Regions from separate parts of the Homo sapiens genome. Here region 2 is linked to region 1. A link is a loop called in an ENCODE intact Hi-C map of the cell type or tissue named here. Cell type or tissue: dorsolateral prefrontal cortex. All regions are shown on one strand. Each heading gives the region's core, and the rest is flanking DNA. Links, peaks and the distances in the headings are about the cores only.

The links. Hi-C counts contacts between places; a loop is a spot of excess contacts. Peaks named below come from ENCODE experiments on the same cell type or tissue, not always from the same donor. Only the 100,000 strongest peaks of a DNase experiment are listed, where the experiment ranks them.
Region 2: a loop joins it to region 1, with 2.7 times the contacts of the local background. A loop is called at or near these places in 3 of 110 quality-filtered maps.

The regions. Positions count from the first base shown.
Region 1 is chr4:82,467,340-82,471,731 of GRCh38, forward strand. LOC105377310 (a long non-coding RNA gene) reads left to right here and starts at 1,666. Exons shown (of 3, transcript XR_007058164.1): 1 at 1,666-2,978. In dorsolateral prefrontal cortex, for the core only: a CTCF peak has its summit at 2,617; no DNase peak of the experiment used is centred there; H3K27ac peaks cover 868 bases.
Region 2 is chr4:82,513,823-82,518,214 of GRCh38, forward strand. All of the region lies in intron 1 of TMEM150C (transmembrane protein 150C), which reads right to left. Among named protein-coding and RNA genes, the nearest start is that of TMEM150C, 46 kb to the right of the region's middle. In dorsolateral prefrontal cortex, for the core only: CTCF peaks have their summits at 2,144 and 2,407; a DNase peak (open chromatin) is centred at 2,169; H3K4me3 peaks cover 832 bases; H3K27ac peaks cover 3,719 bases.

The DNA of each region.
Region 1 (4,392 bases), core at 191-4,190:
ACCAGTCATATTAGAGGAAGGGCCTACCCTAAACCAGTATGATCTCAACTAACTACATCTGCAGTGATTCTATTTCCAAATAAGGTTGCACTCTGATGTACTGGGAATTAGGATGCAGCATATCTTTGGGGTGGGGGGGATACATATTTCAACCCATAACACCAAGAATGTCAGAGCTTTTCAAAGCCCTTGTTCACCAAAGCATCACTAGCCTTTTCTGTCAAGCGTTTTGGTTAGACTGCTGTTGGCTCCAGCTGTTTTCCATTGTTCCAGGGTTGTGATTAATACATTTGCCTTTAACTTTTCATCAAAGGACCCTGGTAGCTGCCTCAGAACTGGCAGAGTTCCAAGTTAGGCAAGATAATAGTAAGCCCATTCAGCTAAGGAGCCACCAGATACGTTGCTATGGACTTAATCGTGTTCCCACAAATTCATATATTGAGGCCCTAGCTAAGCCCCAATGTGACTATATTTGGAGATAAGGCCTTTGGGAGGCAATGAAGATTAAATGAGTTAATAAGGGTGGGCCCTAATCCAATGGATTGGTGGCCTTATAAAAGGAGGAGGAGACACCAGAGAACTCTCCACCATGTGAGGACACACTGAGAAGGTGGCATCTACAAGCCAGGAGGAGCCTTCACTAAAAGCCAAATCTGCCAGAACCTTGATCTTGGACTTTGAGCTTCCAGAACTGTAAGAGAATACATTTCTGTCGTTTAAGCCACCCAGTCTGTAGCATTTTGTTACAGCAGCCCAAGCAGACAAACGCACAGCTCAAAACGAATGACCACAATTCTTTGTGAATGAGATCCATTATTCTGCTCCCTCTGGCATTCTTACCTGTGCTAGAAACCTGGGCTCTTACCTTCAAGGCCATCATCACTGAGCACAGGAGTGGGAGTTAGAAGGAGGGTAACTTAAATCACCACAGAGCTTCCTGAGCTTTTGCTGAGATTCAGGTAGTTTTGTAATTGCCCAGCTGGGTTCTTCTTGCCCACTGCCCAGAAAAGCTAATGCACTAAGAGCAGCAAGAGTGTTGCAGCAAATAATTTCATTATCACAGGGCCCACCAAGCAGATGGACGGGAAATAATTCTCAAATCCACCTCCCTGAGAATTCGGGGACTAGGGTTTTTCAAGGATAGTTTGGTGGGCAGGAGGCTAGGGAATGAGTAATGCTGATGGGTTGGGTCAAGGATGAAATCATAGGGGGTTGCTATTCTTTTGCTGAGTTGATATCTGGGTGCAACTTTTTTTAATGGGTGGTGCCAGTTGGTCCATACGAAATTCAAATCTGAAAAATATCTCAAACATCAGTCTTAGGTTTTATAACAGTGATGTTATCCACAGGGGCATTTGGGGGAAGTTACAAATCTTGTGACCAGTGGCTATGTGACTTCTGAGTAGTAAAGAGTTTTTTTTTTTTTTTTAGATGGAGTCTCACTCTATAGCCCAGGCTGGAGTGCTGTGGTGCCATCTCGGCTCACTGCAACCTTCACCTCCCAGGTTCAAGCAATTCTCTGCCTCAGCCTCCCGAGTAGCTGGGATTACAGGCACCCACAACCACACCCGGCTAATTTTTTTGTATTTTTAGTAGAGATGGGGTTTCACCATCTTGGCCAGGCTGGTTTTGAACTCCTGACCTCGTGATCCACCCACCTCAGCTTCCCAAAGTGCTGGGATTATAGGCATGAGCCACCGTGCCGGGCCAAGTAGTTTTAAACAGTCAAGTTATAAAACAATGACTGGTTAGAGTTTAACTCTGCCTACATCTTAGCAGAAGAAACAATGGCTGATTAGAGTTTGTGCCTACATCTTAGCAGAATTCAGGGCCCTATCACATTTCTAAGCTTGAGGCCTTTGGTTAGTTTTACAAAAGCAGTTTTGGTCCTGAGCAAGGAGGGGGTTAGTTATGAGAAGGAACTATTTTCATTTTTGTTTTAACATTAAACTATAAATTCGTAGGCCAGGCACGGTGGCTCACACCTGTAATCCCAGCACTTTGGGAGGCCAAGGTGGGAGGATCACTCAAGACCAGGAGTTCAAGACCAGCCTGGGTAATATGATGAAACCCCATCTATCAAAACAAAAGAAAACAAAACAAAAATTAGCTGGGCATGGTGGTTATGTGCCTGTAGTCCCAGCTACTCAGGAGGCTGAGACAGTAGGATTGCTTGAGGTTGGGAGGTCGAAGCTGCAGTGAGCCATGAGTGTGTCACTGCACTCCAGCCTGGGTGACAGAGTGAAACCCTGTCTCAAAAAATAAAAATAAAAGTAAATACAAAATTCCTCCTATAGTTAGCCTGGAATGAGCAAAGACAGCTTGTGAGGTTAGAAGGAAGATGGAGTCAGTTATGTTAGATTTCCCTCACTCATAATTTTTGCAAAAGTAGTTAGTCTTTCTTGATTAAGTCCTCCTGGTTGCTGTAAGCTTTTGCTTAGGTTCTAGAATTCTAAAAAAGTTGATTCTGGCAGTTTTTGCCAGTTTATTTATTGCTTTTTTGGAGGGACTTTTGATGTTCCTTATTCTTCCCTGTTCATGGATGTCACCCCTACATGCTTTTCTTACAATGTGACTTTTGCAGTCCTCTCACCAAGAGGTGGGGCCTATGTTCCATTCTATGAGACTGGGTGGGACTTACGACTGCTCCAACCAAACAAGGACAACAGAGGCCATGGTTTGTAACTTTCTAAGCTAGGTTATGATACAGCTTCTAGCTGACTCACTTTTTTCAAGAGCTGGGGTTAGACAATTGCTCTGGGGAAGTCAGCTACCACACTGTGAGAAGCCCAGATTCACCCATATGGAGAAAAACTAAGGCCTCAAGCTGACAGCCAGCCTTGACCTCCAGACACAAGAATAGGCTGGTCTTCAGATGCTTCCAGCGTCCAGCCTTCAAGCTCTCTAGTAGAGACCCCAGACTTCAGAGAAAAGCTGTCCCTGCTGTGCCCTGTCTGAATTCCTGACCCACAGAATCTGTGAGTATAATAAATGGTGGCTTTATGCCACTACATTTTGTGATAATCTGTTTGGCAGCCAACGTGAATCAAATAGTACTAAGCAGTGGACAGGATTTTTCATCCGTTTCAGCACAGCGAGGCTTTTAAAAGGCCTCTGCTGGGGTATGCAGTTAGGAACATCGAGATTGTCTCATCATTCCCCCGTCTCCTTCCAAGTGGTGGCATCTCTTATCTTCCTACATTTTGCAAGTGTCCCCATCTTCCCAGTCATACAGGCTTGAACCTTCAGAATGTCTTTGACGCTTTCTTCCCCTTCACCCTCCTCCACAGGCAGCAAGTCACACCTGTTGTCTTTTGCACAGTGCCTCTCAAATTCGTTTTCTTCCCATTCCTAGCAGCCTGTGCTTGAAGCTCCAGTAGTTATTCCTACAAAATAAAATGCCACAATAGAAAAAGACTGCTGATAATAAGCATAGTGCTTTCAGGCTTTATACTAGAAAAGGGTACTGCTTAAAGCCTTCCAAGGGCAAGTAATGATAATGCTTATGGATACGATAAGGAAGTCAAATGTATTTTGAGAAAGCTCTCTCCTAGGACAATGCAAAAAGCAAATCACCAGCTGGTCTCTATCTGGAGTACTTCTAGTCACTGAATCCACTTGTTGCTGTGTTTAGTCTAAGCCCTTTCCCCCCAGTGCTCTTAATTATCTCTGGCTACAAATCTAAATATAGTTTACAAAAATCTGGTCATCTTAGATGTTATTCTAATATTGACTGGTAAATAAATCTCTTAGTTCTGCTTTATACAGAAATATTCATTGAATACCTTACATCTTTTCTTTATTCTGACCCAGATAGCATTTGTGGGTGGAGTTGTTCTTGTTGCTGCTGCTGCTGCTGTTGTTGTTGTTGTTGTTGTTGTGATGGAGTCTCGCTCTGTCGCCCAGGCTGGAGCACAGTGGCACGACCTCGGCTCACCACAACCTCCACCTGAAGCAATTCTCCTGCCTCAGCCTCCCACGTAGTTGGGATTACAAGCGTGCACCACCATGCCTGGCTAATTTTTATATTTTTAGTAGAGATAAGGTTTCACCATGTTGGCCAGGCTGGTCTTGAACTCGTGACCTCAAGTGATCCACCCACCTCAGCCTTTCAAAGTGCTGGGATTACAGGCATGAGCCACCGTGCCTGGTCTGTGAGGAGAGTTTTTGATGAGTTAAATTTTAAAATCTGAGTATGACCTACAGAGTCAGCTCAGCTTCTTATTTTATTTATTTATTTATTTTTTGAGACAGGGTCTCACTTTTTCACCCAGGCTGGAGTGCAGTGGCACAATCTTGGCTCACTGCAACCTTGACCTCCCAGGCTCAAGCGATCCTCCTGCCTCAGCTTCCCAAGCAGCTGGGACTACAGGTGGGCACCACCATACCCAG
Region 2 (4,392 bases), core at 271-4,270, 47 kb after region 1:
GAAAACATGGAGGGCAAGGAAGCAAAGAAATAAAGTAGGCAGATAGCCCAAGTCTTGGAAAGAAGGTTGGGAGAGAAGGCTGGCATGTGAACTGGCTGGAAGTTCTGAGTACCTGAACTGCATTAGCAAAGGGACCATAGCCAAGCCAGTAATATGACTGTTGCACTCTCAAACTTCCAAATTTGCACCAGCAGGCAGTGGGCTGCAAAAGCTGAACAGCCACCAAGGCGGGGGATAACCCCAGCACCCACTTCAGATTTGGCGAAGGAGGAAACTGAACACAGAGAAGCCCCTTCCCCAAGGGCAAGACCAAGGGACACCAAGAGCATGAGCAAGGGCTCTCCTGAAGAGCAGAACCAGAGTCTAGTCAGGCAAGCTCCTCTTCTGCCGGGGCAAGGGGCCTTCCCATTGCCTGCTGCAGGATCCCAGCCTTGCTGTGGACCAGGGGCTGCTGTGTGCATTTCCTCCTCCTCTTTTTCCAATAGGAGTTTTAATTGTGTTTTTCTGCTCCCTGTTCTACCGTGGTATATTGAATGTGAGTATGAGTGCAGAAGTCGGGAGATAACTTGCCTTTTAGCTCACAGGTTGCAAGACCATCAGGAACCATGTTGGAACGTAATGGAAATAATTCATACGTTACCCAGCGACCATGGATTTTCAGGCAGTGCATTTACTGGATGGGGCTTTGGTTTGTCTCCCTTGGGATGAAGCAAGTGTGTTCTATGTGTAGAAATTGGGGCATTCACTGATTCTTGGTGGTCAGAGGCACTGACTCCAGCAAAGACAGCCAGCTGACTATGAACATCCATTCTTCTCTTCTTCCACTGTGTCAGAGGAATAGCTAGGCACATGGCTGCCCAGCTACATGACTCTCCCCATCTTCCTCTGCACTGTGAAGTAGCCACATGAATTAATTCTTGCCAATGGAATGTAAGCCTGCCTGGCACATACTCATTTCCTATGAACCGGGACACGATGACCGGAAGACAGGAGCTATGCTGCAGATGGCCTGGTTATCATGAGCCCCTTCGCCCCTCACTGATATGAAATAGCCACCATGGACTGTTATGTGAAAAAAAAATTCATTTTTAAGCCACATTATTGTTGCCTTATTGTTGTTATAGCAGCTGAACCTTTCACTCTAGCTAATACATTCAGATACTCTGTTAATTGAAGCCCAAACACCTCACCTGATGTTTCACCCTATTCTCTATAAAAATGACAAAATCACTCTGTCCATTAGCTACTAGAGAGGTACATTGATTCTGAGGTGACACTAACTTAACAGAACGATTCTGAGGTGACACTAACTTAACAGAACCTTACTCTGGTGAATCCACTGATACCCAAGAGTTCCAAGTGACTAGGTGGTTCCCCTCAGCACAGGGAGGAATTAAGGCCAGGGAATGGGTTCCTCACTTAGCAGTGGCCCACCTTTGACATATACAATTTTTAGAAAGGTTTTATAAATATGCGCACATAAGTTTTCCTTAAAGATTTCACTGTATTTTATTCAGCACAGCACCCTGAGAAGTATAGGAATGGCTGGGTAACATGACTAATTTCATTTTATAGATGACAGTGAGGTGATTACTCCCAATATGACTGACTCAGCAGTTCTAAAGAAATCTCTTGGCCGGGCGCGGTGGCTCACGCTTGTAATCCCAGCACTTTGGGAGGCCGAGGTGGGCAGATTACGAGGTCAGGAGATGGAGACCAGCCTGGCTAACATGGTGAAACCCCGTCTCTACTAAAAATAAAAAAATTAGCCGGGCATGGTGGCACGCGCCTATAATCCCAGCTACTTGGGAGGCTGAGGCAGGAGAATCGCTTGAACCCAGGAGGCAGAGGTTGCAGCGAGCTGAGATCGTGCCACTGCATTTCTGCCTGGGCGACAGAGTGAGACTCTATCTCAAAAAAAAAAAAAAAAGAATCTCTTCTAGTCCTTCAGCCATAGGCAGTGATTTCACGTGCCTTCCTATCCCTAAGGCAAAAACAAACAAACCAAAAAACCAAATCTGTACGGCAGCCTGACCACAAGCTAACTGAAAATGAGATCCTTGTGCCTGGAAGCCCCTGGTCTACAGCTTTGAAATAGCATCACAGCAACCCTCTTTCTGGCCCATAGTCACAGCTCCAAGTGCCAAAACAAACAGTGAGCCTTCACAATTCACAATGCTGGCTCTCCTTGCTAGGCTCTGACATCAACACCTCAGGCCTGGTTCAGTGAAGAGAAACAACCAAACATGAAGCAAACCAGAGCACAACAAGAAATGCACCACTCAGATCCCCAGAGGACAGACAGGCCCAGAAAGTTCAAGAGATGGGGACCCGAGAAGCAAATTCAGGTTGAATCTTATGTGGCTAATGGTAGAACACGAAGACTAAGAAATGCCAGGCAGATGCATTTGACCATCAAGCCCCAAACACTAAACTCGAACCTCCTCCTCAAACAAGCTGGCAGCTGCTCAGTGGATGTGTTATACCAGGGTGATAGTCAAAATGATAATTCTTCCATGCTCCATTCTAATGGGAACTCAGAACAGAGCAGGAACCATGAGCACATAGCCTGGATCCAGATTCTCTGGTTTCAAATCCAGGCTCTGCCACTTAGTAGCTGGGTGATACTGTACACACTGCTTAAACTTCTTTAAGCCTCAGTTTTCTCATCTATAAAATGGGGATCATAATAGTACCTATTTCCTAGGGCTGTGGTGAAGATTAAGGGAGTTAACATACATAAGACTATTTGATAAGCACATGGCAAGCATTCAATAATTGGAAGCTATTATTGTTATAAATGGTTGTCTCAGTACCACTGATGCCCATCCCATTTGTGGTCCAGAAAAAGAAGGTAAAACTGCAGATCTATTCCAGCTGAAAGATGACTGCTTAGGAACTCAGTCAGAAACCTGACAGAGAATGTAGAATATGCTTTTAATGTCCTCTTGGTGAAGCAAAAGGAACAAATCCTTCAAATAGTCTCTTAGAAATTACTTTACGCTGATGACTTCTTTGGAAGGACAAAACACATGTGAAATATACCAGATCATAGGTTTCTTGTTGGAGTTCAGACTGATGTGGGGAAGGTTGTACATCATCCTGCATCCTTCCTATGGCCAGAAGAACTAATCAACAACTCAGAACCCGAACTCCCCAGAACGCTTAGGACCACTACACGACCAGAATGAAAAACAGTGAGACCAGGGACTTGTAAAATGCAGTTAACTGCCTGATGCCTGTCCTTCCAAAGCCTGTTGGTGCTCCACACACCTCGTGAAAGGTGACCCAATGTAGTTTCTCACTTCATACAGTACCCTGTACAAAAACCGACCTGGAACAGACCTTGTAAATTATCAGCCTTCCCTAGCTTCCTTAAATCCTCTCTCATTTCCCACCAATGATGTCATTTCATGTTTATTTTAAGCACTTATAAGGTTACAGGATATGAATAAGAGTGTGTCCTCAGAAATAGGAGCAAAATCAGGAAGATCACTGTAATGGTTAATTTTAGGTGTCAACTTGATTAGGCTAAAGAATGCCCAGGTATCTGGTAAAACATTATTCCTGAGTGTGCTTGTCAGGATGTTTCTGTAAGAAATCAGCATTTGAATCAGTAGACTAAGTAAAGAAAACTCACCCTTACCAATGTGGGAAGGCATCACCCAATCCATTGAGGGCCCTGATAGAGCAAAAAGGCAGAGGAGGAATGAATTCTCTCTTTTCTTGCGCTGGAACACCCATCTTCTACTGCCCTTGGACATCAGAACTCCAGTCTCAGCCTTGGGATTCCAGACACATACCTGCACCCCTCCCAGGCTCTGAAGCCTTCAGCTTCGGACTGAGAGTTACACCATCGGCTCCCCTTGCTCTCAGGCCTCCAGACTTGGACTGGATTGTAACACCAGCTTTACAGGGTCTCCATCTTGCAGATGGCAGATCATGGGACTTCTGGCCTCCATAATTGCCTAAGCCAATTCTCATAATAAATCTCCTCTTCTATATCTCTATATATCCTATTGGTTCTGTTTCTCTGGAAAACTGACTATACAGTCATCAGACAAAGTGGCTCCATAGTTAACCAAGAAAATGAAGCACGTAGAGCAATAACATATTCTAACAACAACTTGCAAGCTCACTGCTAAGAGGACTGACATGTTTCCTACCTCTCCTTACAGAGACTAAAAAATATTCTCAGAAAGTAGTGACCAGGCTGGGCATGGTAGCTCATGTCTGTAATCCCAGCACTTTGGGAGGCTGAGGCGGGCGGATCATCTGAGGTCAGGAGTTCGAGACCAGCCTGGCCAACATGGTGAAACTCCATCTCTACTAAAACTACAAAAATTAGGCAGGCATATTGGTAGGCACCTGTAATCCCAGCTACTGGGGAGA